Linked DNA regions of Mus musculus: regions 1, 3 and 4 are each linked to region 2. The links are chromatin loops, found by intact Hi-C in ENCODE. Cell type or tissue: left cerebral cortex. All regions are shown on one strand. Each heading gives the region's core, and the rest is flanking DNA. Links, peaks and the distances in the headings are about the cores only.

Region 1 (7,968 bases), core at 3,257-5,756, 270 kb before region 2:
GATTCTAGGTTACAGCAAACCTCCCTCAACTACATCTCTTAAACAGCAACAAACAAAGCCGGGCATGGTGGCGCACGCCTTTAATCCCAGCACTCGGGAGGCAGAGGCAGGTGGATTTCTGAGTTCGAGGCCAGCCTGGTCTACAAAGTGAGTTCCAGGACAGCCAGGGCTATACAGAGAAACCCTGTCTCAAAAAAAAAAAAAAAAAAAAAAGCAACAAACAAAACCTAGTGGAAAGGGTAACACTTGTACTAGGTTAAACAGAGTGGGCTGCTGGCTTTGACATTCATATGAAGGGAGCTGGAGATTGCTCAGTGCACAACTGCTTACAAAGAACCCTAGTTCAAATCCCAGCATCCAGCCAGCTACCATACAAACTATCAGCTCCATATGACCCAGCATCTCTGGTCTCTGCAGGTACTAGCACCTCCATCCACACTAAACATGGAACTTCAAAGCTAGCCTTTTGTTTTTGTTTTTTCAAGACAAGGGTTTCTCTGTATAGCTCTGTCCTGGAACTCGCTCTGTAGACCAGGCTGGCCTCAAACTCAGAAATCCGCCTGCCTCTGCCTCCCGAGTGCTGGGATTAAAGGCGTGAGCCACCACGCCCAACTCCCCCTTTTGTTTTTAAATTAGCTTTTTTTTTTTTAAAGCCAATATTATTAGTCCCAGCACTTGGGAGGCAGAGGCAGGAGAATCTGTGAGTTCAAGGCCACCTGGATCTACAGAGCTAGTTCTAGGACAGCCAGGGCTACACAGAGAAACCCTGTCTGGTAAAAACCAAACACCAAAAATAAAAAAAGCAAAAAACATTATTACTCTTCAGTCGAGGCTGACCTAGAACTCACTACATGGCCCAGGCTGGCTTCAAATTCATGGGAACCATCGCTGCAGCACCCTGAATATGGAGAGTGCAGCTGTGTACCTCACTGTAGATGTGCATCTCCACATTGACATTTGGGGACAGGGTGGTGGTACATGCCTTTAGCTGGTAGTGGTGAAGCTCTGTAGAATAGGCTAGCCTTGAACTCACAGAGATCCACCTGCCTCTGCCTCGCAGGGCTGGGATCCAAGGCATGAGAACCAGTCTCTTGGTTCTTGGAGTGCCAACCAGCACTTGGGAGGCAGAGACAGTTGGATTTCTGTGAGTTCCAGGCAGCCTAGTCTACAAAGTAAGTTCCAAGACAGCCAGAGCTACATAGAGAAACCCTGTCTAAACAAACAAACAAACAAACAAGGGGCTAGAGAGATGGCTCAGAGGTTAAGAGCTGCTACATAGGTGCTGGGAACGAAAACTGGGTCCTCTGTAAGAGCAGCCAGTGAGTGCTCTTAACTGCTGAGCTATCTCTTCCACTCCCTCTCCCCACTTTTATTGTCTTTGAAACTTTTCCAAATCCTCTCTTTATGATAATGACCTTTTACCAGGCTCTTAAGTTACCAGGTACCTACCAGGAGTGTATGTGGGGGTGTGGGTGGGTGTTTCACTACCTGCAAATGCCAGTGTTTAGGAGGCTGAGGGGAGAGGGTGAAGGCCAGTCTGTGCTCTACAGTCAAAGCTTGGCCTCCTTTCAGATAAAGGTTAAGTGGTCAACTTAGCCAGAGATGGTTGACTCACAGGTACTGAGGCATCTAGGTTCAAAGCCAGCAAGACATGAAGGCATGAGACCATGCCTCAAAACAAATTAAACTGGCTTAAAACTTTAACATCCTATGGTCACATTAAAGTCTGTAGGGCCGGGGACCAGTGAGTGCCCTGCACCATAAAAACAGAAACCCTGGCTTGTTAAGTCTTACAAGGATCCAGGTGATCCACAGAACCCTGTCCATAAGCTGAGCCCAGTGAACACACTTGTAATCCCATGGCTTGCTGGGAGTCCAGGCAGCATAAACGGGATCCATGGAGCTCACTGCTGGCCAGCCTGCAGAGAATGCCTTAGAAAATAAGGTGTACAGAGCCCAAAGCACCAAGTTCTGCACTATGGACCCCCTGAAACGCACACAAGAGTCTCGACATAAACACACTCCGATGCCATGTAAAGTACAACTTCCATTTTATTTTTCCAGGGTAATTTTCCTTCCGTCCTTACAAAACGGCCTCTTTACATGGGCTTTGGTGGAGGTCGAGGTGCAGCGCCCTGAAAAACAAGAGATGAGCTAAATTAGAAATGAGGTACTCGGATCTGCTGCGGTTGCCTACTTAACCCCAGCATTCTAGAGGCAGAAGAATCAAGAGTCCTAGGTGAGCGAAGGCCAGTGAAACCTCTTTTTTTTTTTCTTTCCGAGACAGGGTTTCTCTGTATAGCCCTGGCTGTCCTGGAACTCACTTTGTAGACCAGACTGGCCTCGAACTCAGAAATTTGCCTGTCTCTGCCTCCCGAGTGCTGGGATTAAAGGCGTGCGCCACCACGCCTGGCTTCCAGCGAGACTTCTTAAAACAAAACAAAACAAAAAAAACCAAACCCACCCACCCATGTAGTTCACAGTAGAGCACTTACCAGCATTAAGTTGAGGACCCAGCACCTCAAACCAAAGAAACCAACCACCACCCACCTAGCATCACTAAAAGTGTTTCAGGTTATGCAAAACAGACAAGCATTTTTAAAATTTAAATGTAGGTCGTAGCTGCCACACAGACTAAATAAGACCTTAATGGATACTTCTCTGGGTAAGACTATGTATGTCCCAAGTTAAAATAATTTACTTACAGCAGGTCTGAATCGTGGTGGGGGTGTTCGGTCCTTCCGGGCCTCGCGGGATCGATTCCTAACAACCTTGCTATGGATGGCACAGCTCACGCAATAATGCAGCTTGACATAGAGCTTGGGAAGCACGTAGGCTGAGAAATCGAGAAGCAGATTAGACAGACGCCCTTTCCTGTGATTCTCTTATTCTATTGGTCAGGATTACCCTAACCTCCAAGTTTTACTGATAAATGACACCCAATGAAAACCAGAGAAACCAACACCACACCCAACATACACCAAGAGTTCAACTCTTGGGCTAGAGGTTGCCACTCAAAAGGCCAAGGCATCCTCAAAGCCAAAGTGGGCCACACAATATGAGAATAGCTCAAGTTAGGGAGTCTCACTCTGCTGGCAGGCCTCATGGTTACTACTGTTAGGTCAAGAAAAAAACAAAACAATGAACAAACAGACAAAAGCCAGCCAGGTGCTGTGGTGCACGCCTTTAATCCCAGCACTAGGGAAGATCTCTTGAGTAGGTCTACACAGTGAGTTCTGAGACGCCAAAAACCAAGTCACAAACTGCCCAAACCAGTCTTTGCCCGTTTTAAAAGCTGTTCAATTTTTTTCAATAACTAAAGAATTATGCTTTTTCAGATTCTCCTAAATAGGCAGTCTCTCACAGGGATGGGATGCAGGGGTTTGGCTACCATGCATGAGCCTCAATCTCCACCCCAAGAGAAAAACCAAGTTAAAACCCCATCATTAGGCCTGCTTACTGTGCCACAAAAGGCACCTTCTCCCCAAGCTGAAGACAACGAGCCATACACACCCTCCTCACTCTTCGTCCCTGTACAAATCACGGCTGTGGCTCACTTACCGTCGAAGACGCTTGCTTCAGATATGTCCCTGACAGCAGCGGCTTCTACAATGTTCCGAATGACAAACTTCTTGATGGCCTTATCCTTGGGCACGCACCGGGCGCAGTTCGTGCAGCGAATGGGCTGCACATGGCCGCGGCCCTTTTTGGCGCGACCGTTGTTTCTTCTTTTTTTGGTCTGAGAATGGAAAGAGACGCTATTGGAAAGGGGGCGAGAATTCAGCCCTTCCTGGCCGGCCGCCGCCCGCAGCCCCGACAGAGACCCGTACAAGTCCCGAGCACGCCAAGTCCGGGCTGGACGGACCCTTTGTCACTTTCTCCTCCAAGACTCTGACTTTCAGGTCCCTACCGTCCATAGATCTACTTCTACCCCAGTACCCAGGCCCGCGCGCTCACCACGCGGCGACACTCACCATCTTGGAGCCAAGACTCGAAAGAGGATCCGGCGGCTTGCCCGACCCGCTTATATAGTACGAGATTCCTACGCTCACGCTGAAAAAAAAAACCCTCAGCGACCTGTAATTCTATTTACTCCCTAGCAGCTATTATGCTCGAATTTACCTAATTACTTAGAGTTTCCTGTGAAATGTAGGGTTGTGATAAGTCCCTAGAAATGGTCTATGACGAAAAATATCAGTGGAACTATTTAACCTTCCGGCGGAAGATTAAAATGTTACATTCCCAAACCAGGAAGTGATTACAAGGCTCTATAACATCCGGTTTACGATAGTTCCAGAGCGGAAGTTATCCAGAATTCGGACGCACACTCCCTAGTGTGGGAGGACAAAAGAGATGCATTGTGGGAGTTGTAGTACGACTTGGAGAGGTTCTCTCTTGCCCGTAGTAGACGGACTAAAGGCGGCGCTAAACCACCTTAAGACGCCATGATTTATTTCTTTGAAATATGTGTTCTAAGTGTAGGAATTAGAAATAGAAGACCTGGGAGAAATAAACCATTTGTAAATGCGTCTTTCCAAATAGAGGCTTCGAGTGTTGGGATTAGGCCACCACGCTGGGCTTGGACCACCATTTTATTTCCAGATCCTATTAACACAGATGAAGCACTGTAGTTAGTACATTGTATGTACCAACACAATTTAACTGATCAAGTCTATCAGATAGTTATTTATTTTGAAACATAGTCAAGTAGTCCAGGCTGACCTGGAACTTATTTGGTTAGCCAAGTGTGACCTTGAATTTCTTTTTCTTTTTTTTTTGATTTTCATTTCCCTAATTGCTAGAGATGAACTTTCTTCTTTTAAGATATTTCTCAGCCAGGCGTGGTGGCGCACACCTTTAATCCCAGCACTTGGGAGGCAGAGGCAGGCGGATGTCTGAGTTCAAGGCCAGCTGGTCTACAAAGTGAGTTCCAGGACAGTCAGGGCTATACAGAGAAACCCTGTCTCGAAAAACCAAAAAAAAAAAAAAAAAAAAAATTTAAAAAAAAAAATAATAAAATAAATAAATAAAAAATAAAAATACCTTTGCGATTTTTCCTTATTCTGGTCAGAATGGCAAAGATCAATGGAACAACTGACAAGAAATGACTGAGAGGATGGGGAGGACTCACTCACTGTTGGTGGGATAGCAATCTGGTATAGTCACTATGGAAATCAGTGTGGAGAACTTTCAAGAGATAAATCTATCACATGACCCAGCCATATCTCTCCTTGGCATATGCCAGAGGGACTCAACATGTTACTCTGCAGATACCTGCTTAGACACGCTCATTGCTGCTCCAAACACAATAGGCAGGAGATGGAACAACCTAAATGTCCTACATCTGACAAACACGTAGTGAAAATGTAGTTCATATACACTGTGGAATGCTGTCCAGCTGTAAACACACACACACACACACACACACACACACACACACACATAAATCATGAACCTTGCAGGTAAATGGATGGAGCTAGAAAAGATCACCCTGAACGAGGTAACCCAGACCTGGAAAGTCACTGTCATTGGAGGCTCTTAGCTGCAAACCTTCAGGTGTGAGTTCACATATCATATATCCTAGAGCAACTGCAGAAGTGGGAGAGTAAAGTGGAACCACTGCCAGGATCGGGGGTTGGGGAGCAGTAGCGGGGGAAGCGGCAGTGTACATGTGACCTGATCAAGGAAATGGGAAGGGAGGTGTTCCTTAGGGAGGAAGATCAAAGTAAATTCCGAAAAAGATTCAAAGAAGGCAAAAGAGACTAGTAGTATACAATTGATCTGATAGGGACGTGGGACCTCTTTAGGGAAAAGGGAGGGAGGTAAATACAGAAGAAGGAAGTGGATGAAATAACAAACATTTCTGCCAGGCAGTGGTGGCACACGCCTTTAGCCCCAGAACTTGGGAGGCAGAGGCAGGTGGATTTCTGAGTTCGAGGCCAGCCTGGTCTACAGAGTGAGTTCCAGGACAGCCAGGGCTACACAGAGAAACCCTGTCTCAAAAAAACCAAAAAGAAAAAAACAAACATTTCTGTAAAAAGCCACAAAAAATTATACTGCATTACCTACTTACCAAGAAACCCTATAATACACATCAACCCATGAATAAATACACACATATATTTTTAATGCATCTTCTCACCGGGGCTGATGGTGCTCCCTCTGAGAGCTAAAGACCACCCAACGAAACCCCAGTACCAAACAATACCAAAAAGAGAATCCATCTTTTGAGGTGTTGGCCAGGGTTGTCCAAGAGACTCTCAAGCATGCAGCAGCCTCTTCCTGTTGCCCTTGGTTATCTCTGAGATGGAAGGTATGTTCCTGCTATTTCTGAATACAGGAAGCATGTCAGAAGCAAGGCCCAGAGACCCCTGAGGTGGAACTGACCTGAATATTTCCTCCCTGAAATCTAGCTTTCCTGGTACCAGAGGGCACCATCTGAGGGAGTCAACCTAAAGTTCTCCTGCTATGATCCCACTAACCACATCAATGACCAGCATGGCATATAACCCTAAGGTGCAGTAGTGGCACACATATTTTCACAGTAACCAACAACTCTCTGGTTGGACTTAAGAACCAGTCAGTGAGGGGCTGGAGAGATGGATCAGGGGTTAAGAGCACTGACTGCTTTTCTGAAGCTCCTGAGTTCAAATCCCAACAACCACATGGTGGCTCACAACCATCCGTAAGGAGATCTGGCACCCTCTTCTGGAATGTCTGCAGACAGCTACAGTGTACTTACATATAATAAATAAACAAATCTTTAAAAAAACCAAAAGAACCAGTCAGTGAGAGGGGGACCATGGAAAGCTAGTTAACTACTCAGTGCTAGTGAAGCCATGGCTATTGGAGGAGAAGCTACTACAAATTCTTCTTCTTCTTCTTCTTCTTCTTCTTCTTCTTCTTCTTCTTCTTCTTCTTCTTCTTCTTCTTCTTCTTCTTCTTCTTCTTCTTCTTCTTCTTCTTCTTCTTCTTCTTCTTCTTTTCAAGACAGGGTTCTCTGTGTAGCCCTGGCAGTCCTGGAACTCACTCTGTAGACCAGGCTGGCCTCGAACTCAGAAATCCGCCTGCCTCTGCCTCCCAAGTGCTGGGATTAAAGGCGTGTGCCATACTGCCCGGCAAGCTATGACTTCTAATTTACTATGCCAGCATAATCCCTTGCAACAATCTATAAACGTTTGTCCTTACACCTACAAAGTATAGACTTCACCCCTCATCAAGGAAACTTCTCTTTACAACAGATGGAGACCACTACAGAAAACCACAACCAATCAAAATGCAGAGTTGTGGAGCACAGTCCCAATGGATACAATGACAAAAACATTTCTGCACCTGAGGCTCAGGGAGCATTGCAGAAGAGGGGGTGAAAGACTGTAAGAGCCAGAGGATCAGGGAGTTTGCCTTGAGAGTGTGTCTCCTTTGCAGCATCAGAAACCACACCCATGTAATCTTACCAATACTACTGCCCAAATGCAGGTTGGACAAGGATGATACCAAAGAACACATCACATTGAATAGGGAAAAGCCCATGGGGCCTCAGTCCCGCACAAAGAAGTGCAGGCAACTGGAGAAAGCTGGGGGCAAATCGAGAGAGGTCCCCAGGGAAGACCATACCAACTGGTTATCCTGTAGCAAATGGTAAACACTGATGCATACATACTGGTAGCATTATACAGACTGAACAGGCTATATCTAGGAATATATGCATATTATATACATGTATGCATATGTGCAATAATAATAATAATAATAATAATATAAATCATTATGTTATTATAATAATAAGAAAAAAAGACCTTGAATTTGAAAGAAACTGGGGCTAGGTATATGGAGGAAAGAAAGGGAGAAATGTTATAATCAAAGTATAATCTAAAATAAATTAAAATAATAATACAGGCTAGTCACGGTGGCCCACACCTTTAATTCCAGAAATTGGGATGCAGAAGCAGGTAGATTCCTTTAAGTTCC
Region 2 (7,968 bases), core at 1,879-4,378:
TCACAGAAGGGAGAGACTTAGCTAGAGAGCAAGAGCGAAGACTGAAGACGACCAGAAAAACTAGTGGGACAGTTAAGAGTGGAGAGAGTCAAAGACAAAGGTAGAGCGCAAAGAGGGGTGGCTAACCGAATTCTACGGAGTCGAACAGGAGAGAGCAGGAGAGGTGGGCAAGAGAACGGATGGGTCAGAGGGAGCTGATGGTACCCTGCGCAAGAGGGAGAGGCAGAGACAGGGGATACCTTGGAGGTAGCAACCCCTGAGGAGGCAGGTGCAGAGAAAAGACCAGGGGAGGAAGTAACACACACAAGTCAGCCTTGGTTGGAGCGCAAAGAGACACCCAAGGGGAAGAGGTGGAGATGTGAAGAATAGCCTCAGCTACCAGAGGTAGCCCAGGATGTTTAAAGAACCCATAAAATGGAACATCAGGCTGATTTATCACAGGGATGAAGGCGGTCAGGAGAGGAAGAGGCCAGGGACAAGCTGAGAAGTTGACAAGTACTGAGCCCGGAAGAAAACTATCTAGGAGGCCTGTGATCTTGAGATTGAGGTTTAATAGAACAAAGAGAGTGATCGTGATCGGGCTGGAAAGGGTGGGAGCCATGAGGGGAAGAGCCAGATGAGGGATGAGGTAGGGCTTGAAAGTGGTGCTTGGCGAGGAATCTGGACCCTCTCTCTGGGTTCCTAGCTACGTCTTTGTGTTTGTAAGGTCTTACATGTCTGAGAAAGCTTGAAGTTTTAGGCGTAAGGGTAAGAGCAGGGTCTATACTCAGATGTCTAATGTGGAGATAGCAAACCCCAAGGGGAGCCACTCTGGAATGGGACCAGCCATGGTCTTCAGGTGTGGTCCTAAGCGCAGCCAGACAGCTCAGTACACGAGGAAGACAGTGTACAGGTGTGCTCAGCCACTACTGCTGGTTCCCTCTTCCCAGGTCTCTGTTTCTCTTTTTCCCCCTCTTCCCCTCCCCTAAACCCTTTCTTCTCCTTTTCCTCTATCCTCTGAGACAGAGTCTCAGATGCATCCCAGGCTGGCCTCAAACTCAGTTATCCTCCTGCCTCAGCCTCCAGAGAGCTCTCTGTATAAGCATGCCTTGACCCATGTCTCTGAAGATCCCTTGGCAAACTGAAAATGTTAGGGGGTTGAGATTTGCTCTTCCAGTGTCTCGCGCAGTGTTCACTGAACAAAATGTATAAATGTCAGTAGGAAGGCCCTGTCTCAAAAAAATATATAGATAAATGTAAAATGTATAGACCTCACTATTGGGATTCTTGGACCAAGTAGAAGGTTTTTGGTTTCCTCTCTGGAATTAAACCCTAATTAAAATATATATATATATATGTTAAAGTTAGTTAGGCATAAACAAAAGAACAGAATTGGGTTTGGGAGCTGGAGTGGAATGAGGGTAACTATTGGGGTTCAGCTGTGAGGGAGAAGCAGGGTAGGTGAGAAGCTCTGAATACATGACCTATTCCTATTTAGAACAGGGACTTAGGGATGGAGAGATGGCTCAGCAGTTAAGAGCACTGACTGCTCTTCCAGAGGTCCTGAGTTCAAATCCCAGCAACTACATGGTGACTTACAACCATCTGTAAAGAGATCTGATGCCCTCTTCTGGTGTGTCTGAAGACAGCTACAGTGTACTTATATATAATAAACATAATAAATATTAAAAAAGAAAAAAGAAGAAGAACAGGGACTGAATGGAACACAATCCAGAAACTTCTCATTACTCCCTTGCTTTGGACCAAAACATGGGAGTGTCGATAACTTACCAAGTTTTTCTCTCCCTCTCTCTGTGTTCTCTTCCCTGTACCTTGAATTGGGTGTGGGGTGAGGTAGAACCAAGGGGCTGTGCATACAAAGCAAGAACTCTTCCACTGAGCAATCATCAAGTTTCTTTATCTATAAATGGAGACCATAATTTCTACCTTCAACTAGTTGTGAGGATTACCTCGGAGCCGGCCAAGAGTGTCAGGGAGTCAGGGCTTCTTCTTCAGGATCCTCTTTTGTCCCTTTCTGATCCCTCAGAGCCCTGATTGTTCTTACCGCATACTCTGCTGCGTTCCCATTTTTCAAACCTATTACTTTGATGTTATTTTCTTCAGGAAACAAACCAAACAAAAACAAACAAAAAATTGCAAACCAGCCAAGTGTAGTGGAGCATGCTTTTAATCCAGGAGGCAGAGGCTAGCCTGGTCTACACAAAGAGTTCCAGGCTAGCCAGGGTGATCTAGTGGGACCCTGTCTCTGAAAACACAAACACTTTGAGAGCAGAAATGGTGCTGCCCCTTTCTGCTTCTTTAGAGAATGGACAACTTACATTCACTTCCTCCTCAAACTTGTATCGAGTGGAAGGTCAAAGACGAGAGAAGCAAACAGTAGGTGCATAATACCTGCTAACGCTCCAGTCCAGGGGACCCGAGGCTCCTCAAACATCACAGACCAAGTACAGAAGCTCTCTCTGCTCAGATGTGCCCTATCCTGCAGGCTTCACTTGATGAATGGCAGTATGTACACAGACTACGTACCTGGATGTAGCACTCCAATCTTGTTTTATCATCCAAGTGTTCTCCTTGGACCCACTTCTCAGCTGGAGCTGGAGTTCAGGAGCTGAGTGTGATGCCCAAGCTTAATTCCTAGCATCCAACTTCCAGTCTCCAAATCTCTTGGCCAAATTTGTACTTTTACTAGGTCTCGGTGTAGAGGAAATTTTTAGATAAATCATTCAGGAATCCCCTTTCTTACTGTAGCTTCTCTAATAGATCTAGGATGCCTGTATGCCAAGTCCCAGCAACCTTCCTTTCTGGCTGTATGAACTTGAACAAGGTGTGTGTGTGTGTGTGTGTGTGTGTGTGTGTGTGTGTGCATGCCAGGCGGGAGTGGGGGTTAGGAGAATGCACAAAAGGATCAGATAATTTTATGGAGTAAGTTTTCTCTTTCTACCATGTGCTGGGTCTCCAGGATCAAACACTCAGGTCATCAGGTGTGATGGCAAGTACCTTTATCTGCTGAGCCGCCTTGCCAGCCCAGCTTATTAAAGCCCCTTACACCTTAGAATCCACAGCTATTTTTGAAGCATGAGGTCTGACAAAGCACTCTAATAGTATCAGTCAGCCTTCGTCACCTCTTACTGTGCTTGCAACCTCACACTGGGACACCCAACAGCAGAACCCTTTTCACGAATGTATTTCTTAGCAGCCTTAACTAAAGGTTGAATGACCCTCAGTGAGTGAACCTAGGTGGTGGTGGCGGTGAAGAAAATTGTGTAATTTTGTCCACAAGGGGTTGTTATAGGCCAAATACCAGGAAAGCACTCAACAATTTGCTCGACAGATTTCCACTCCCTGGCTTTATCGCTAGGACTAGTAATTCATTAAGTGGACAAGACTGCCCTCTGGTGGAATAACATGAAACGTCAGACCAGTGGTTTTGATACTTGCCCTTCAGACTTTTCAAGTCAGGAGTACCTTTCCCCAACCTCGAACCCGAGTACCGTAGGCAAACGCTGTACTGGTGAACAACATCTTCAGGCGAAGTTTTGAAAAAGAGTAAGCTTTGTCTCTTCCTCAACCCCTCCTAGAGTCACTTCTTTCCTTGACTTCTCTCAGGTTTGGTCCCTTATGATTCCTCTAAGACGCATAAAGTAATTCCTAGCTTTCCGTCTGCCCCAGACCTAGTCGTGAGAAGGGGGCGCTAGTTGCTTTATAGGACAGGAGTTGGAAGAAAGCAGAACATTAAGACTTTTGCTTGCTGGGGTGATAGCGCAAGTCTGTAAGCCGAAGTGTCAAGAGAGAGTGTGAGGCAGATCATTGCTATAAGTCAAGGTCAGCCCGGGCTACCTAGAGAGACCCTGTCACCCGCCAACCAAACAGCCCACGCACCCACCCTTTGCTTATACCGGTATGTGCCAACCCTGGCTTGGATCCCAGCTCACTGCCCTGGTCTCCCTGGTAACTGCCTTCCAGCTAGGGGTGCCCCTCTCCTAGGTTACCAGAGCGACCTCCATACCCGCCTCCTTCCAGGTCCTGACTGGTTCATAGCAAATGTGGGTAAGGGTCTTGAGGCTGGTATTTAGGTTTGAAGGTTGTGAGCTACGGGTGAAAAGGAAGCAAGTATCTAGGGGAGGGAGCCGGTAGAGGGATGGAAGTGCGTTCTCCGGTATGCGGTCTGTTAACAGCCTTAGAAGCAAGAACTGCTCCTGAGGAGTCTGTTGCCAGTGTTCGAGGCCAAGGCTCAAGGGTGCTGTTACGGGGGTGGAGAGTGGGATGGAGTGGGGGTGGGGTATGAGGAATACACTGCTTCCCTGATCTGCGGCACCCCTTCCTGCCCTGTACATTAGAGCTGGGCTTTTGGAGAAAGCTACTTTTCTTGCCTCCTTTGAGAGAATTTCCCCATTCTTCCCACACAAGTGCCCCCCCAGACCTGACCCCGTTTAGCTTCTAAGATTAGGCGAGGTCAGGTTGCAGTGGTACACAGTATTCCCTAATCCTATCTCCATTTTCCCCCCAAAAGCCTTATCTCTGGGGCTAATGGCTTTATTCTTCCATACTTGGGGGCTTCCTTGGGGTGGGTGAGGAGGGTGAAATGGTTGAATTGTAGGAGCAGGGGGTGGGGGGAGAGGACCTCCCTGGAGGCTTACCTCCCTACTCTCTTCCCTTCTAGTATGTGCCTCTCTAGGGGTGTGGAGCAGCTTTTCCTGGCTGGGGTGGTGTGTTGGAGAAGTGGACTCTTCCAAGTCTTCTGCCCACAAACCCTGCAGTCCCCAAGAGGACCTTACTGTGTAATTATTGCCCCTTCCTGTATCATGTTCTCCAAACCCTATACTTATCTTGCCCGGGTCCCTTGGCAGCCCCTCTAACTTCTTTAGCTTCTTCTCTATGAGAAGCTGGGGGCTGGGAGGAAGGATCCAAAGAGTTTGTGTTTGGGGCTGTAGTGGTGATCAAGAAGGTCTAGAACAATCTGAAGTCTGTAAGAATCATTAAGGCTCATTCATGGCTTTCTTTGCCTCCAGCTGCCCCCTCCCAAGAACCTTCTCTGAATTTCCAGTCAATTTTCCCTAGCCTTCTTAAGGAATGTCAGCCCACCAGTTCTATCTACCCTTTCCTTTTTAGCCTGGGGGTTTCCAGGTATCCCCACCTTTTCTGTGTCTTTTTTACATACTGCTTTCTTCCCAGAGTCTTGAAATCCTAACTTGAGAGCCTTCCAGCAGGAGACATCATATTCCTGGAAAGGGGGTGGGGGTGGGGGTAGTGGGGAACGTGTGTGTGTGTGTGTGTGTGTGTGTGTGTGAGAGAGAGAGAGAGAGAGAGAGAGAGAGAGAGAGAGAGAGAGAGCTCAATGTTTATTCTTCCAGAGATGTCAAAATGCTGACAGATGGGCTGATCTGGGCACTGGGAAAGCAGGGGCTGAGCTGTTAGATGAGGGAAGCTGGTGAGAGGGAAACTGGAGGCAGAATTCCAAGAAAACCCAATCTCAGTGAGAAGTCAGGAGAGAGTACTTGGCTGTAAAGATCAAAGTAGTGGCTCAGAAGAGTGTGTGTGTGTGTGTGTGTGTGTGTGTGTGTGTAAGGTACAAAAAGAACCAGGACCAGGGAGTCTGCCTTGGCATTACCAACATTCCCTGCTGATTCCCACTCTGATACTTCTCCTCTTTGTTGGCTTTCTCACTGAAACTCCACACCTATGCAAGGAACCTGACCGGTTTGAGTGCAGCATTTAGTATGCCTCCTACAAAACCCTCGTTCTTTGACAGCCACCTTAGAGTTGTTTGCTTTTGAAATAGGATCTCACTATGTGGCCCTTGCTGGCCTAGAACTTGCTAGGTGGATAAGGCTTGAACTCACAGACATCTCTTTATAATGATCTCCTGAGTACAGCGATTAAAGGTATGTGCCGTCATGCTCAGCGCATCTTAGGTACTTTGACATTCTCTTGTGCCCACCGCCCTGTGCTAAGCAGCACCCAGGATCCAGGCCTCCTCCTCACTATAGGCATCACACCATACTGTAGTTTTGTCTGTGTCTGCAAAAGTCTTTACTTTTTTAAAAAGAGATTTGTTTGTTTTCATTTTGTGTTTCTTTTTTTTTTTTTTTAAACATTATGTGAGGATTCCATTTTTTTAAGATTTATTTATTTATTTATTATATATAAGTACATTGTAGCTGTCTTCAGACGCACCAGAAGAGGGCATCAGATCTCATTACGGGTGGTTGTGAGCCACCATGTGGTTGCTGGGATTTGAACTTCGGACCTTCGGAAGAGCAGTCGGTGCTCTTACCCACTGAGCCATCTCACCAGCCCCCATTTTGTGTTTCTAAGTATCTTTCCTGAATGTATGTGAGTGCACTGCACGTGTGTCCAGAGAGGCAACCAGGTCCCTTAGAATTAGAGCTCCAGTTGTAAGCCACCATGTGGATGCTGGGAACAGAACCATGGTCCTCTAGAAGAACAAGCTATTCTCTTGATAGCTGAACTATCTCTCCTGCCCTGCCCGTAAACATCTTAAAGGCAGGACCATATGGCCTAGGACTAGACTCACCCATGGGATGAGTTCTTTCTCTGCCCTGGCCTAGTGTCCTTGGCTTTCAGTCCCAGGGACTAGACATAAAAAAGTAACCAGCAAACACATAGCTTTGCTTTTGTCTCATTGATTAAATGCTCATCTGTGCTCTGTCTCAGCAGAAAGATGAAGGCGCCCATGGAATGCAGAAAGGGTGTCAGATCCCCTGTAGATGGAGTGACAGTTGTGAGCCACCTGGTGTGAGACTGCACATGGGTCCTCTGGGAGAGCAGTCAATTCTATCCACCAATGAGCCACCTTCTCAGCCCATCAGAGCAAAGTTGTTTTATTTTTAATTAATTAACTAATTAATTAAATACAATTTTTTTTTTTGGATACAGGGTTTCTCTGTATAGCTCTGGCTGTTCTAGAACTCACTCTGTAGACCAGGCTGGCCTCAAATTCACAAAGATCCACCTGCCTCAGCCCCTGGAGTATTTGGGATCAAAGGTGTGTGCCACCACTGCTCAGCAAGCAAAGTCAATTTAATTCCCACAAGTCTAAAGATAATATGCCCAGGCATAGTGGTGCACACCTTTAATTCTAACACTTGGGAGGGAGGCAGAGAAAGGCAGATATCTATGAGTTTGAGGCCAGCCTGGTCTACATAGTGAGTTCTTTCCTTTCCTTTCCTTTCCTTTCCTTTCCTTTCCTTTCCTTTCCTTTCCTTTCTTTTTTTTTTTTTTTTGTTTTTTTTTTTTTTTTTGTTTTGTTTTGTTTTGTTTTGTTTTGTTTTTCGAGACAGGGTTTCTCTGTGTAGCCCTGGCTGTCCTGGAATTCACTCTTTAAACCAGGCTGGCCTCGAACTCAGAGATCCGCCTGCCTGGGCCTCCCAAGTGCTGGGATTAAAGGCGTGCGCCACCATGCCTGGCAAGCATAGTGAGTTCTAAGACAGCCTGAGCTATATATTGAGATTCTTGAAAACAAGAACAAAACCGAACCCACCTCCCCAAAAAACCAATAATATGGTGAAGCCCTCAGACTCTCTTTGTATTTTATGATGAGCACTAAATTCTGATCCTCTTGTCTCAGTTCTGGGATTACAGCCATGGGCCATTATGCCCAGTTTATGCAGGGCCATGGGTTGAACTTAGGCCTTCATGCATGACTGGCAAGTCCTGAACTGGCTGAGCCTCATTCCTGCCCCCTAACTTTGTTATTAGTGCTGGAGATTGAACATTGGGCCATGCTTGCTGGATAAGCACTTCTCTGCTGAACTACACTGGAACCCTAAGCCTTACCATTTTAAGGGAGCAAAGCCAGCCGCCTGCATTCCTTTCATGATCCTCAAAACTGTGAGGGGAGAAGGGAAATTGTTCTCCTGCCACCAGCCAGAGCAAGCAAAAGTTTGTTATACCACTTACAAGTTGCAACCGTTCTCACTCTGTGGTATCTCTCTTGGGGACAGATAG
Region 3 (7,968 bases), core at 2,949-5,448, 50 kb before region 2:
ACTCACAGTAGTTATCCAGTGGTTACTTCCCCAGTTTCAGAATGTATAATTAGGATAGATATATTTAGAAGTTGGGAGAATTCTCACATTGGTTCCCTAACCTGTAGAGTGAGGACTTTTATGGTTGGAAAGGCTGGATGGAAGCCTTTAGAGCTGCCTCTGCCAGGGAACATAGTGAATCAGAATCAGTATCTCATCCCTGGAGAAACTGCAAAAATCAGTGCCACCATCAAGGACTTGAAAGGCGCAGGGGTGGTGGTTTCCACCACATCTCCCTTTAATTCTCCTATCTGGCCAGTGCAGAAGACAGATGGGTCATGGAGAATGACAGTTGACTATCAAAAAAAAAAAAAAAAAAAAAAAAATCAGGTAGTAACTCCAATTGAAGCTGCTGTACCAGATGTGGTGTTCTTACTTGAGCAAATTAACACACTTTCTGGTTTCTGATATACAGCTATTGATCTAGCAAATGCCTTTTCCTTAATACCTGTCCATAAGGACCACTAGAAGTAATTTGCTTTCAGTTTGCAAGGCCAGCAGTACACCATCACAGTTTTGCCTCAAAGATATATTAACTCTCCTGCCCTGTGTCGTAGTTTAGTTAGAAGGGATCTTGATCATCTGCTCGTCTAAGTGCACTATATTGGCAATGTTATGCTGAATAGACCAAGTGAGCAGGAGTTAGCAACTACTTTGAACTCATTGATAACATATATGTGTATCAGGATAGGAAATCCAGCCAAAATTCAAGTACCTTCTACCTCTGAAATTCTTAGGAGTTCAGTGGTGTGAGGCATGCAGAAATATTCCTTGTGAAAGAAACACAATGTTTAATGGGCCTATTTGAATTCTGGGGACAGTAGATTCCTCACTTGGGTGTGTTACTCCCAACCCATATACCAAGTGACTTGGGAACGTTGCTAGCTTTGTGTGGGGCCTGGGACCAGAAGAAGGCTCTATGACAAGGCCAGGCTGCTGTGCAGGCTGCTATACCCCTTGGACCAGATGATCCAGCAGACCCAATGGTACTTGAGATATCAGTGGCAAATAGGGATGCTGTTTGGAGCCATTGGCAGGCTCCTATAGGTGAATCATAGGAGTCCTTTGGGATTTTGGAGCAAGGCTCTACCATCATCTTCAGACAACTATTTTTCCCCTTTGAAAGGCAGCTCTTGGCCAGCTATTGGGCCTTAGTGGAAACTGAAGGTTTGACAATGGGCCACCAAATTACCATATGACCTGAACTGCCCATCATTATCTGGGTGTTACTGGACCCACAAAGTCATAAAGTAGGACACGCTCAGCAGCAATCTATTGTCAAGTGGAATTATACGCTATTGGGCTGAGCAGGTCCTGAAGGCACAAGCAAGTTATATGAAGAACTTTCCTAAATGCCTGTTTTCACTCCTATAAGGGGTTGGGGGGACAGAGACAGTGCCTGTTGTAATGGCTATTCTTGGTTGTCAGCTTGACTATATCTGGAATGAACTACAATCCAGAATTGGAGGGCTCACCTGTGAACCAGATCTTGAGGCTGAAAGACAGTTTCTGACCTGGATCTTGGCATGGAGATCTTGAGGCATCGTGACCAGGAAAAGCTTAGGTCCAGGAAAGGTAGTACACGTCTGTAATCCCAGGAGACTGAGGCAAGGAGATCTCTGAGTTCAAGGTCAGTTTGGGACAGAGCAAGTACCAAATCCACACCTTTAATCTGGGCCACGCCTGCTGGAGGCCTGCTGGAGGACCTTGGAAGAAGGAAGATCCACTCCTTTTCAACGGCTTGCATTTACTCGCCAGCACATTTGTTAGAACCTACTTCTACAGAAAAGTAGCTTAAAAAACTAACCTTGTGGAACTGAACAACTACTGGATTCTTGCACTTGGCATCCACAGCAGCCCATTGTTGGCTTAGATGGACAACGGACTGTAAATCTTCACGATAAATGGAGAGACATTCCGTAAGTTCTGTGACTCTAGAGAACTCTAATACACCTGGACTGAGGATTTGAAATCTCAAAGCCCTCCTTTCCTCCAACAAGGCACAGCTAATAATGCCACTCCCTTGTGACCAAACATTGAAATCTGTGAGCCTGTGGGGGACTTTCAACAAGGCCATACCATCTAATCCCACTTGGGGCCTACTTGTAGAATTTGTAGCTGTTACTGTTCAAACCACAGTTACTTTCCAGAACATTTTTTTTTTGTTTTAATTTAATTTTCCCCACTCCCACTTTTATCCTCAGATTAAACTGAGGACCTCATGTATACTAAGTATACAGTCTATACTCAGCCTGCAATATAGCTTTATAATTAGATATAGTACCTAGAGAAAATGATTTAGTGAAATAGTTTTAAAGTAGTTTGGGGATTTCTGGTACAGGAATAAAGAGCAAATGAATGTAGCGGTAATTAGCTTGTTTGGGTTAAAAGTAAAGAGGTTTTTTGAAAATGGGTCATATTAGAATATGTAAAGTAGGGGCTGGTGAGATGGCTCAGTGGGTAAGAGCACCCGACTGCTCTTCCGAAGGTCCGAAGTTCAAATCCCAGCAACCACATGGTGGCTCACAACCATCCGTAACGAGATCTGACGCCCTCTTCTGGAGTGTCTGAAGACAGCTACAGTGTACTTACATATAATAAATAAATAAATAAATCTTTAAAAAAAAAAAAAAAAGAATATGTAAAGTATAAATCTCTTTTAATGGCTTTAATCCTTTTAATGGATTTTGCAAGAAAGACATTAAAAACTGTCCTGGAATTAAGTATATAGACCAGTCTTGCCTTGAACTCACAGAATTATACCAACAGAATTGGATATAGTAATACTGCTTTGCAGAGAAATAGTTATGGTTTTAGGCAAAATTATATGGAAAGATTTTGAGTCCTTATATTTAGGGAAATAATTTTGTATGTGACTGAATAGAGAAATTAGCCAATTAAGAATAGAAATTTCCCATGAATCCTGTGAGGGTGTGATGTGCATTTATTGCTTGGGTTTAATGTGTCTAAGGGAATTGGAATATAATATGAGAAGTTCCCTCTCAGGTTCTCTTTTTACTCTGAGGTTTACTGTAATGATTGTTTTTCAAGATGTGAACATTGGGTTAAGTCCCCAGCTCTCAGTGAAACTAGATGCAGTGTTGTGTGTTAATAATCCCAGCACTAGAGAGGTGGAAGCAGAAGGATCAGAAGTTGGTAGCATTCTCAGCCAAGTATTTGAGGTACTGTCTCAAAAACAACAAAAAAATAAACCAAATCAAAACGTGGAAGTCATTATCCTGATGTTGATGGAGAAGACTGGCTCTGGCTTTCCCTGCCCCTCAAGGATTGGAATTTAAAAGGTGTGTGCCACCAAACCTAGCTTTTGCCCCTGTCTTAGGAAAAAAGAAGTAAAAGTTTATGTTTTACTTGAAGTCCAATTTCATTAAAAACAGTTTTACTGGGCCTGGTGGATCAGGCCTGTTTGGTTTGTCTCACGACAAGGTTTGTGAGACAGCCTGGCTGTTCTGGGGCTTGCTCTGTAGACAAGGCTGTCCTTGCCTCTGCCTCCTGAGCACTGGTATTTGTTTTTTGAGGCAGGGTCTCTGTAGCCCTGGCTGTTCTGGAATTTAGTATATAGATCAGTCTTGCCTTGAACTCACAGATAACCTCTTGTCTCTGCCTCTCAAATATAGGACTTAAATGTGAGTGCTACCATGTCTGGCAGTGCCCATTCTTTTAATCCCAACACTTAGGAAGCAGAGGCAAGTAGAGTTCAAGGCCATCTGTTCTATATAGGAATTTACAGGCCTGCCAGGGTTATAAGGTGACACCCAGCATTAAAAAGATAAAAAAGGTAGGGGATTGTATAGTAGTGCACACCTGTAATCTCAGCATTAGAGAAGTGGAGGAAGGAGAGTTAGGAGTTTGAAGATAGCTTTGGCTGAATGAAAGGGGCCATGTTTCAGACAACAGCAATAAAAAAAAATGGAGAGTTAGCAAACAGTCTGAATATTCCAAGGCTGATTAGAATCCCTTGTATATCCAAAAGGAAATCTCTTTACATCATCTTACGCCTGAAGTTATGTGTAAATATACTTCTCTATCTTGTTTTAAGTTTTTTTTTCTCCTGAGCCAAAACAAATATTGTAGGACTTCCTTATGGTCAGCAGGGGGCATTCTTTGCTTGCCTGTTAGTCTAAGGACTTCCAACAAAAAGATGGAGGAGAATCAGGTTCCAGAATTGCTTCCTCTGAAAATGTCATTAAACCATTACTACCTTTCAGGGCATCAAATGGGAAAAGTGTTTGGGATATTGGAACAAAAGCTGCCCATGTCTCTAAATAAGGGACCTTAATGAGACTGGTTATGACCCGCAGTTTTATGGGAGTTGTTTGTTGGAGAGTTAATGCCCTTCCATTTATCCTGGGGACTTCCGAACTTTGTCTCCTGCCCCTGCGGTCCCCCTCTTTTGTTTTCTCTTAAGCCTTTTGACCAGTAACTCGCCATGTTTTCCTAATTCAGCCTTTCTTCTCCCACCCACTTCCTGTGGCATTTTTATTTGTTCTGCTTTGACGGTTTCAGCTAGAGCTACAATCCCACGGGAGCAATAGGGACTTATAAAAGAAGGAAATCAGGGCTGGTTCAGCGCTAGTTAAATATTGTGATAAAAATTGAGTTTGTATATAATTGGAGGTTGGAGATACAGTTCTTAGTTCAAAAGTAACTATAAAGTGTCTAAAAGCAAATGAAATGACTTATGTGTGTGTCCCTTCATCCCTGTATTTTTAGCCTGACTTCTTTGCTGATTATGGTCTCGAACTTCAGTTAAAATAACTTAGTTTTATTTTAATTTTTCTTCTCAGTTGATGACAGTTCAAGGAGTCAGACTTGTTATGGACTTCATGTTTCTTTGGATTAAGGGGTGGTAGACACATGTGGGGCAGAGGATATAACTCAGGTGATTCTTGCACATTTCTAATGCTTTGGGTTAAGATAGCAGTTTTCTGACTTTTAAAAATCTGTCTTCTTAGGGCATCGGAAAAGAAGGTGGTAAAGATTACATCTGGGATACCTCAGACTGAAGTAAGTATTCTTTTTTAAATTTTAATTGAGGTGTGGGTGGGGCTGTGAATGCATAAATGCCATGGTATATGTGTGGATAGAGGACTGCCTTCACTTTGTTGAGGTAGAGGTCTCTCCTTTAAAAACATTTTTTAAAATTACATTTTATTTATATATGGGGGAGCCGTGTTTGTGTGCGAGTGCGCTTGTGTAGGTCAGAGGACAACTTGGGGGAATTGGTTTTTCTTCTAGCATGTGCGTTGCAGAGATAAAACTTAGGTTGTCTGGCTTGGCATTAAAGAACATTACTCACTGAACTATCTTGCTGAACTTAGTCAGGACTCTTGTTTCCAGTGCTGTGATGTGTACACCAGGCTAGCTGGCCCATGAGCTTCCAGAAGATGACAACCTCCCATCTTGCCACAGGAAAACTTGGTTTATAGCTGTATACTAGCACATTCTGCCTTTACATGGGCTCCTGTTATCAGACTTGCACAGCCTGCACTTTCAACTACTGAGTTCTCATTTTTATATTTATTTTTTGTTCCTTAGAATAGCAATTTACTTTGTAGCTCAGGTTGGCCCCAAACAAAATCTTTGTACTTCAGCATCTCGGGTGTTAGGATTCTAGGTATGTGCCACCATGCCTGGCTGTTCCTGTTTTTAACCTTTTCTCTGTCATCATCATTATGTAAAATTTTCATTTAGGGCTGTTAAGTTGGCACTCTGGGTAAAGATCTCTGTGGCTAAAGCCTGAGTTTGATCCATGTAAATAATTTATTCATAGACAAATTATTTAAGGGAATTAGGGGAATATTGACAATTGATGTTTCTTTCTCCACCAACTCAGGAAAATATTTGGACTGGCATAGTGAGTTGTTATCTTTAAGCTGTCATAGATTACATATACCACTGTAGCCTTAATAGTAACTTAATAAGTCTATAGGTATAGGATTAGAGTTTGAGAGGATTGTGTGTACTTTGGAAAAATAGCAATGGCAGATACTCCTTTAAGTTGTTAGTTGTTAGCTGGTGAGAGTGAAATTTCTTTGGATTCTATCTCAAGATGTTTGAAATCAGGTTTCATTTGAGATCTTGTGTTCAGTTTTGTACTTTCAAGGTAGAGGGGTTGTTGTTGTTTTTATACAGGGTTTCTCTGTGTAGCTCTGGCTGTTCTGGAACTCACTGTGTAGACCAGGCTGGCCTCGAACTCAGAGATCCACCAGCTTCTGCTTTTTGAATGCTGGGAGTGTACCTCTATGCCTGGCTTATAGTTGAGATTTATTCACTTCTTTTAGAATTCAGGCAGGAAGTGATGGTGGTGGTGGTGGTGGTGGTGGTGTTTTTAGATTACCTGTACTGGAACCAATATGCTCCTTTGATATACTATCCCCCCCCAAGATACACTTTTTCAAACAAGATAGAACTTTTGGGGTTTGTGTAGAATATGGATTTTATTCTTTTTGTTTTTGAGAATGTGAATACGGGGAGAGAGAGAGATTAATTGATTGATTGCTTTCTAGAAACAATTGTTGTGTTAAGCCTTAGAATGGCTGCTACCTGATATGGTCTAAAGTTGTCAGTATTTCCGTTAGATCTTAAGAAATGACCATAACCAATTTTTTTTTTAAACAAGAAATTACAGTTTTAATTTTTTCATTTAATATCACTTAGAGAATGCAGAAGAGGGCTGAACGATTCAATGTACCTGTAAGCCTGGAGAGTAAGAAGGCTGCCCGGGCGGCTAGGTGAGTGCTTCTACCTGTTTGGATACAAGATAGAAATGTTATGGTGGTGTAGGGGGTCAGATCTTTGTTTCTTGTTATAGTTGTTGGTTTTCAGTAGAAGTGTTTTCATTGAACTTAATGAATACAGTTTGGGTCATACTCAGGACATTTCTGCTGATTTGGATGTTATAGCTTTCACTGAGTTTTGCCATCTTTGGTCAGGGTTTTTATGATAGGTAAAAGTCAGGAACTGGCAGCTGCTCCTGAGTCTGAAGAGTTCGTTTAGTGGACTCCTGGACTGTTGGTGAGAAGGAGAGTAAACTGAACCTCTTTCATGGGGTTGTTAGAATTAGCTAATGATTGCAAAGTTTGAGATCACAAGAAAGAAGTGTCATGCACCCTTGACACGGACACAGACAACTAAGGGTGTGAACAGCTTCCTAAAATTTAGCTTGTTTTTTCTTCTTACAGGTTTGGAATTTCTTCAGTTCCAACAAAAGGTGAGAATACAGAGGTTCTTCTGAGAAAGTTTACTTTGGGTTTTTTTCTGACTATAGATTTCATTCCTCCAAATTAGATAACTTTGTTGGCTCTAGAAGCCCTTAAGAGGCTCTGCATTTGTACCCTTCAGACCTCATGAATAATCGAGAGAACGTCCTGAAGTTATGGGGAGGAGATCGCACCATTGGGTTTCTTTTTTAGGACTTCTGAGAAATCTTTAGTACCTTGTTCATTTATTTTTGTGTCTTACTAGCATAAAACTATGTGTACTTTTTTAGTGCTCTGAGCTAACATAGTATTAAAGTGAAGGAGACTGTATTTAACTTCACAATTTTGTTTTTAAGAATTTATCAAGAAGTAACCTCTGATATACTTAAAGACTTAGCCATGAGGCTTGTGTTACCACCATATATATTGATCAGTAAATTGGAAAAAAAAACATGTATCCAATACAGTATTAACTGGTTAAGTGTAAACTGTAGTATATTAGACTATGTAGAATGTTAAAAACGATATGTTAAGGGCTGTGGAGATAGCTCAATGGGTAAAGTGCTTGAAAAGAATTTGATCCCCAGAACTCACATTTAAAAAAAGAAATAAAAAAGCAGGCTATGTAATGCGTGCTTATAATCCTAGTGGTTGGCAGGCAGAGGCGGGTCGGGTACCTGGGCTCTGGCTGGTCGTCCTGACTAATTGG
Region 4 (7,968 bases), core at 3,438-5,937, 82 kb after region 2:
GAAGAAAATTTGGGATGTTCTTCGTGGTTATTTAAATGAGAATGGCTCATAGATTTGAATGCTTGATTGCCAGGAAGTGGCACTATTTGAATGGATTAAGAGGTGTGACTTTGATGGAGGAAGTGAGTCACTAGAGGAGGGTTTTGAGGTTTCAAAAGCCTAAAACAGGCCCAGAGGCTCTGGCTCTTCCTGCTGCCTGCTGATTCTAGCTGTAGAACTCTCATCTATGTCTCCAGCACCATGACTGTTTACCTGTCACTATGTTCCCCACCGTGATGACAATGGACTAAACCTCTGAAACTCCAAGCCGGCCTCAGTGAAATGTTTTCCTTTGTAAAAGTTATGGTCACAGTGCCTCATCATGACAGTACAATACTGATTAAGACAAATATTGTGCTAGGTAGTTCTATGACAGCTTGACACAAACTAAAGTCATCCGAGGGGAGAGAATATCAGTTAGAAGTGTCACCATAAGATTGGGCTATAGGTAAGCCTGTAGACCATTGTTTAAATTTTTGATTGTGGGGGAGGGTCCAGGTTATTGTGGGTAGTGCCATCCCTGGCTGGTGGTCCTGGGTTCTATAAGAAAGGAAATTGAGCAAGCCAGTAAGCAGCATCCCCTTCACAGCCTCTGCATCAGCTCCTGCCTCGGGTTCCTGCCTTGCTTAAGTATCTGAGTATCTGTCCTCAATTCCTTTAATGATGAGCTGTGATACGGAAGTGTAATCCAAATAAACCCTTTCCTCTCCAAGTTTCTTTTTGGTCATGGTGATTCATGGCAGCAATAAAATCCCTAGCTAAGACTTTCACAGAATATAGACGTTAAGTGATATATTCCTAAATAACTGATGGGTCAGTGAAAAAATTTATAGTCGTAAACATCAAAACTACATTTTTATGTTTTTAATGTCATCTTCCACAAAGTGGAAAGACAAGCCACAGAGCAGAATATCTATGAAAATTATAACTTAGAAGAGCATCGTGCCCAGAATACACAGTGTTGCCTTACAGGTCAATAATAAAATGAGAAATACCTTAACTAAAAATGGGAGGAGGGGACTGGAAAGATGGCTCAGTGGTTAGGAGGACCCACTACTCTTGTAGTAAAAGCCCACTGGACAATCCAGTGGCTCTCAACTGCCTGTGGAGTATCAGCTCCAGAGAATCTGCTACTCTGGCCTCCGTATGTATTTGCACTCAAAATTAAAAAATGGAGGAGGGGATTTGTGCAGATGTCTTTCCAGGGGAGAGACATAAATAGCCTTAAGCACACAGAGGATAGTCAGCAATGCCACTCACATTCACTATGATGATCAAAATAACAAAGTAAGAAATATGGTGAGGACACGGGACCATTAGAAGCTTAATTCACTGTCAGTGGGAATGTAAACAGGTGAAGCCTTTCTGGGGAACTGTTTGGCACTTCCTTAATACACTAAGCCTAGAGTTATTACATGACTTGGTGATCTTATTCCTAGGCATGTATCCAAGAAATTTGAAAACATTGGTTCACAGAAAAACTTGTCTGTGGATGTTCACAGTTGCTCATAGAAGTCCCGTGTGTAAACAGTTCAGATGCCCCCAGAATGGATGAACAGACAAATAAAGTAGAATATATCCATATAGTGGAGAATGTATCCACATAGTAGAGAATGTATCCATATAGCAGAGAATGTATCCATATAGAGGAGTATCATTTGGCCATAAAGACTGAAGGACTCATACATGCTATGTTGACGAACCTTGGAAATTAGCATTGAATATTCTAAAAAAAAATAAATAAAACAAAACAAAAAAATCCCTAAAATAAATCTACCACACGGCCCAGCTATTCCACTTGTTGGCCTGTGGCCAAAGGACTCAACATCCTACTCCACAGACACTCGTTCAGCCACGCTCATTGCCACCATGGTCACAACAGCTGCAAAACTGAAACAATCCAATTGTCCTTCAAAATATGAACAGTTAATGAGCATGTGATAACTATACACAGTGGAATTCTACCCAACTTCAAAGAAAATAAAATTACAAGTAATTGGACAGACTGAGAAGAGATTATTTTGAAGAAGGTAGCTCAGATCTGGGGGAAAAGTCTCACATTTTTTCTCAACTGCAGATTCTAGCTTCAAATCTTCAGGGTGAGTATACAGTGTGGAGTAACTGCAGAAACCAAGAAAATATCACTGTGCCATGGTAGGGTACTAGAGAGGCGAATGGAAGGATACAGGAGATATTCAGTAGGAAGCTTAAAAATGAAGAGGGGGCTCCAACTGGGGAGGGAGGGAGGTGAATACACAAAAAGGAGAGTTGAAGGGCAAATCAAAGGATGTTGAGTCCTTTGGCCACAGGCCAACAAGTGGAATAGCTGGGCCGTGTGGTAGATTTATTTTAGGGATTTTTTTGTTTTGTTTTATTTATTTTTTTTTAGAATATTCAATGCTAATTTCCAAGCCTCAAGGAATAATATTATTTTATAACTATCCCAAATGACACACAATACATACAACTTATGTGTATACACATATGAGCACATATACATTTAATTTATATTAAATTATATTTGTATCAACATATTTAATATAATGTATAATGCATAATGTATAGTGTGTAGTGCATAATGTATAATGTATAATGTATTAGATAATGTATTATTGAATGTATAATATATACTATAATGAATAATGTATAGGATTTAATGTATAATGTATAGTTATAATACATAATATACAATATAATATATAACACATAATGTATTATGTATAATATATAATACATAATGCATAACATATAATATGATTTATGATATATGATATGCGATATACAATTTATGATATATGACATATAACATATGACATGCAACATATAACATATAACATATTTACTATGTAATATTTAATGTAACATATTATATAAAATATATAAAATATGTAACATAAATATATTAATATATTATATGTACTAAATGACATTAATTAACTTAGGCTGACAATACTCCCCATAAGGACTATAGGTGAACGTAGGCCCCAGTATTAGGCATGAGAAGTCTTTCAAATCATTAGCTAGGGTAGTCTGGATGACTTCCAAGACAGTATAGACTAATGATGTGGCCCTTTGTTGCCTCTCAGAGGTTAAATGTGATTGCTGAAGACACCATAGACTTAGGACCAGGGTTTGGGTTACTGGAGCTCTGGATTTAACTTGAGAGCCTTCCTGTGGTCTCGCCTCCATGGTACCAGAAATATTATGCAAGCTGTAACACCTATGACCAGTGAGTGACCAGCACAGCAATCTATCCCTGAAGATGCAATAAGTGCACTCCTATGCTGGTGTCTAATTGGGCTTAAGGCATACTCAGTGGGAGGGAAATCATGTTTGCTACTAGAAACCTAGTGAACTTCACCAACGAGCGAGATCCTGAACCTTAGCAGAGGGCTTTCCTGCCACTTTCCTAGACCAGCACGGTTCCTTTCTACATTCTAAAGCTTATCCTAATATCCACAGTACAAGCTTCTACCCCTCATCAAAAAAGCATTTCTTTACAGCGAATGGAGACCACTGAACCCCACAACTGGACACCACACAGAGACCAACAGATTGTGGAAAGTCCAGGCCAAAAAGATATATCTACATCACCACATCACCACAGTCCCTTTATCTGCAGCTCAGGAAACGTGGTGGCAGAGGGGATAGACAGATGACAAGAGCCAGAGTACCAGGAAGTCTGCTGTGAAAAGTCTCTCCTAGAATGGCTGAATAACAAGACATAAACAGTGGTAATATCAGTGGACTTGCTGACATAGAAAGGAGGAAATTTTATGGGGTCCTAACCCTAGACAAAGAACTGAAGGCAACTGACGAACACTTGAGAGGGAGAATTAGCTTCTAGAGTAGTCAGTCCTGAGAACACACACACACAAACAACAAACTGGACTCAGCAGGTTGTAGTTACATATTTGTATACACACACATCTATGTACATGTAACACTAATAAAGACAAAGAGACTATCAATTTGAGGGAGGTCTGGGAAGAGCTGGGAGGGGGGTACCTGGAGGGAGAAAAAGGAAAGGGGAAAGTGATGTATTTATATTTTAATTTAAAACTGAATAAAATGTAAAGATACTACATTTTAAGAAAAATTATTTTATGTGTATGAATGTTTTGCCTGCATGTATGTCTGTGCTGCTTGCATGATTGGTTACTGTGGAGGCCAGAGGAAGCCATTGGATCCTTTGGGACTGGAGTTATGGATGGCTGTGAGGAGCTATGTGGGTGCTGGGAATCAAATCCAAGTTCCCTGGAAGATCAGCCAGTGTTCTTAGCTGCAGAATCATCTCTCTAGTCCTATACCTCAAATCAGAATGATTCTCTTATGTAAGATATCTCCAGAATATATAAGTCTATAGCGAGACACTAGGTTAGTGGTTGCCAGTCAAGGCACTGGGTGAGGGAAGGAAGCAGGGTGGCTGCTATGTGTACAAAGTTTCCTTTTGTCATCATGAAAAAAGTTTCCAAAATTGGTTAGTGGCCATGGTTGGAAAGCCCTGTGAATCCTCTAAAAAAACCACGGAATTGAATACGTTAAAGGAGTGGATTTTATGGTTCTTGTATTATGCCTCAATAAAACAGTAAAAAGTAATAAAAATAAAATAAGAACCCTTTTGTTGCCTCTCTCTGTCCAAACAGAAATGGTAACAGCAGTTTTTATTCTGGTTCTCAACTGGTGGCGGAGGTTGTCCCCCAGGAGACGCTTGGTGGCATCTGGTGGAAGGCTGCTACTGACATCTAGTGGATAGAGGGCAAACATTCTAGTGTGCGTGGAACAACACTAAGGCTCCAATGACTGTGGAGTGAAGGATGAGAAATTCTGCCTTTAGTCAAGCTCCATCACGAAGCCGCAGAGCACAGGATGCATCCGGCCCCTCCCACAGCCACAGAGGGCCTTTGCTGCAATGGTACACGCTCTGCTGAGGGCAGCTGTTAGATCGACCCCAGAAAATTCACTGTCAAGGCTGAGACCACAGTCATCTTTCCAGGACTGTCCTTGGGAGACCCTTCTGTCTGGTCTTAGTTCCAAAGATAGCTAGCTCTCTCTCCTCTTTATTTTAAATCACGGACACTGTTAGCTCTGGAATGGACTATACTGTCCTTTTGGAGTTGGCTATTAAACAAGTGTGAGCCAAATTTGGGACCCACACATACGAAGGTCTTAGGATGTTTTTTAGTTTTCTTCCTGACTCCATTTTATATCACTACCTTAAAAAATGATTTTCTTTCTCTTTTGTTTCTATCATTAGATCTTTGCCATATTGCTCTTTTGTATAATATGTTGCACTTATGGACTGTGTAAGTAAATGTAAATAGTGAGGGTGGGAGCTGTGGCTTGGAAGTGGGCAGAGTCTGGCAGAACTCTGTGTGTGTGTGTGTGTGTGTGTGTGTGTGTGTGTGTGTGTGGTGGCAGGTGGGGGGTGAGGACTGTCTCTGGAATTAATAACCTCTCCACAGCCCTATTCTCTCCAGCTCCCAGAGCCTGGTTGCTGGCTGCAAGGCAGATGTGAGAGAACAAGTAGGTGTTTAGAGGCTTTGTAGGACAACGGTCTCCTGATGTTGTAAGGATCTGGGTGTTCAGAGGACAAGCAACAGATGTGGGCTCAGATCTAGTGAGAAAAGAGAGAACCCGAATGTAATCAGGGTAGAGTACATTATCAGGGAGTATCCTGTACTGGGATCTAGGTATTTGGCCTCTGGATTCAAGTCTCAGTTCCATCTATATGGACCACACACCACACAGCTTTGCAGTCACTTGGCTCTTAGTTTTCTTACCACTGAAAAAAGGCAGTAATAAATGCCTTCAAGGCCCAACACCAGGCAGACTTGAGAACCAAACTGGGTGTTACTCGGATGCTCCTCTGCTCATTGCTGAACAGCAAACTTTTCCCTTTTTTAAGTGTTGAGGGACAAAAATAATTATGAAGTTACTGTGGCTGTAATTACTGCTGCTCTGTGCAGAGATGCCCTCATTTACAGCAGGTAATTACTGCTGCAGAGGCCCTGGGGGCTATGAGGCTGGGGAACAGGCCTAAAGGAGACAGGAAGCTGAGGGTGACCTCAGGGAATTAATTAAAACTTAACTTAGCAGTTTGAGGGAGAAAGTATTTGCTAATCGTTAAGTTGCATCTGGTTGGAGGCAAGTTAGGAGTAAATAAGATCTGGGGTGGAGAGGCGGGTGGAGAGGCTAGTGGTTCTCTCAGGAGCTCTTATTAGACAGTAAATGAGAACTTCACTCAACATTTTCATTAACAAACAAACAAACAAACAAACAAACAAAAAAACCAAGCCAACCCACCTCAGCCCAGGAGAGGCAGGAAGGGACCTAGGGTCAACGCCTTTTCCAGTTGTGTGTGAGTGTCATGATCTCTTGGGAAAAGTCCAGCACAACAGCACTATTTTAGACTCAAGAGGTCATTTGTGAGGGAAGTTTCAGCTTCTGAATCATGTTTACTGAAGTATGAACTTATGTGCAGTAAGATTGTAACTTAACAGTATAAAGTTTGACAAATGCATAGTCATGTAACCATAACCAATATGTATCCTCCACAATCCCTCCCCCTTACAATTAACCCTTTCCTGATCTGTTAAAATCAGAGATCTGCTTTCTGTCAAAACAGTCACATTCCATCACTAAATGGTTTCTTGTAGGAAATTGTGGATGGATATAAAGTAATCCCAAATTAAGTTGTGAAAGTCAGATAAATTTAAATAAGTTTTCTTTAGCATGCCAATGAAATAAAGCCTGCTTTAAATTATATATATATATTATATATATATATATATATATTATATATATATATATATATATATATATATATATATATATATATGCCTCAATGGCAATATGTAAGAGCATGTTTGTAAAGGAATACATACATACATACATAAATACATATATAAATACATACATAAATTTTTATCTCCAAAAATATTTACATTACAATTTATAACAGTAGTAAGATCATAGTTATAAAGTAGCAGTGAAAATAATTTTATAGTTGGGGGGGTCAACCACAGCATGACGAACTGTATTAAAGAGTCATAGCATTAGGAAGGTTGAGAACCACTGCTCTAGAATAATCAAAAAGAATGAAATCTTGCACAACTTTTGTAAATTAAAGCAGCTTACTCATAAAGCTGTCTTAAGACAGATACAAATAGCTAGTCTAGTTAGAGGAAACTGTTCTAAAACTGACCTTGGACTGAATCTTTGTAGAGCTTGAGACAAGACTGAAGATGGCCTTTGGTGTTATTACTAAGGCTTTGACTTATGGCTAGCTCACAGAAAACACAGAAATATTTGAATATTGGAATACAATCCTTTAAATAATGGATCAGAATTCTACAGAATTTCTCTAAGGGACCAATTCAGCTACTAGGCAGAGGCACAGGATTCTCATAGATGTTCCTATATATGCAACTGGGACTGACTTAAATCCACCTTCATTCCTGCTGTGGAAAGATATGAAAATACTAAGCCACAATTCTGTATGCAGGCACATACCTGTGTCTCCTCAAGAGTGGCACCAATTCTTTCCAGGCGTCAACCTTATGTTCATCAGCATCTTTGTCTTTGCACCCGGGGGTGAGCTGTGGCTGACATCACACACAACCCCACTGCACCAGGGGGTGAGCTGTGTCTGACATCACACACAACCCTACTTACTGCATCAGGGACTGAGCTGTGTGTGGCTGACATAACACACAGCCCTACTGCATCAGGGGGTGAGCTGTGGCTGACATTACACACAGCCCCACTACACCAGGAGATGAGCTGTGGCTAACATCACACAAAGCCCTATTGCATCAGGGACTGAGCTGTGGCTGACATCACACACAGCCCTGCTGCACCAGGGACTGAGCTGTGGCTGACATCACACATAGCTCCACTGCACTAGGGGTGGCTGACATCAGAAAC

The links. Hi-C counts contacts between places; a loop is a spot of excess contacts. Peaks named below come from ENCODE experiments on the same cell type or tissue, not always from the same donor. Only the 100,000 strongest peaks of a DNase experiment are listed, where the experiment ranks them.
Region 1: it touches region 2 in a loop (2.5-fold over the local background); 6 of 42 quality-filtered maps call a loop at or near these places.
Region 3: it touches region 2 in a loop (8-fold over the local background); 27 of 42 quality-filtered maps call a loop at or near these places.
Region 4: a loop joins it to region 2, with 3 times the contacts of the local background. A loop is called at or near these places in 5 of 42 quality-filtered maps.

What each region holds. Positions count from the first base shown.
Region 1 is chr10:128,622,502-128,630,469 of GRCm38, forward strand. It overlaps Rps26 (ribosomal protein S26), which reads right to left and starts at 4,005. Exons shown (of 4, transcript NM_013765.2): 1 at 3,975-4,005; 2 at 3,562-3,739; 3 at 2,706-2,836; 4 at 2,028-2,135. The coding sequence starts at 3,977. The coding sequence ends at 2,100. In left cerebral cortex, for the core only: a CTCF peak has its summit at 4,418; DNase peaks (open chromatin) are centred at 4,031, 4,337 and 5,553; H3K4me3 peaks cover 1,401 bases; H3K27ac peaks cover 1,122 bases.
Region 2 is chr10:128,892,251-128,900,218 of GRCm38, forward strand. It overlaps a transcript of Cd63 not described here. Among named protein-coding and RNA genes, the nearest start is that of Gdf11, 4.5 kb to the left of the region's middle. In left cerebral cortex, for the core only: a CTCF peak has its summit at 3,411 (motif pointing left); DNase peaks (open chromatin) are centred at 3,393 and 3,918; H3K27ac peaks cover 349 bases.
Region 3 is chr10:128,841,520-128,849,487 of GRCm38, forward strand. Sarnp (SAP domain containing ribonucleoprotein) reads left to right here. Exons shown (of 11, transcript NM_025364.3): 5 at 5,013-5,064; 6 at 6,718-6,791; 7 at 7,242-7,270. Among named protein-coding and RNA genes, the nearest start is that of Sarnp, 24 kb to the left of the region's middle. In left cerebral cortex, for the core only: a CTCF peak has its summit at 4,154 (motif pointing right); a DNase peak (open chromatin) is centred at 4,198.
Region 4 is chr10:128,972,918-128,980,885 of GRCm38, forward strand. 9030616G12Rik (RIKEN cDNA 9030616G12 gene) reads left to right here. Exons shown (of 2, transcript NR_152816.1): 2 at 4,686-5,196. Among named protein-coding and RNA genes, the nearest start is that of 9030616G12Rik, 5.7 kb to the left of the region's middle. In left cerebral cortex, for the core only: a CTCF peak has its summit at 4,785 (motif pointing left); a DNase peak (open chromatin) is centred at 4,798.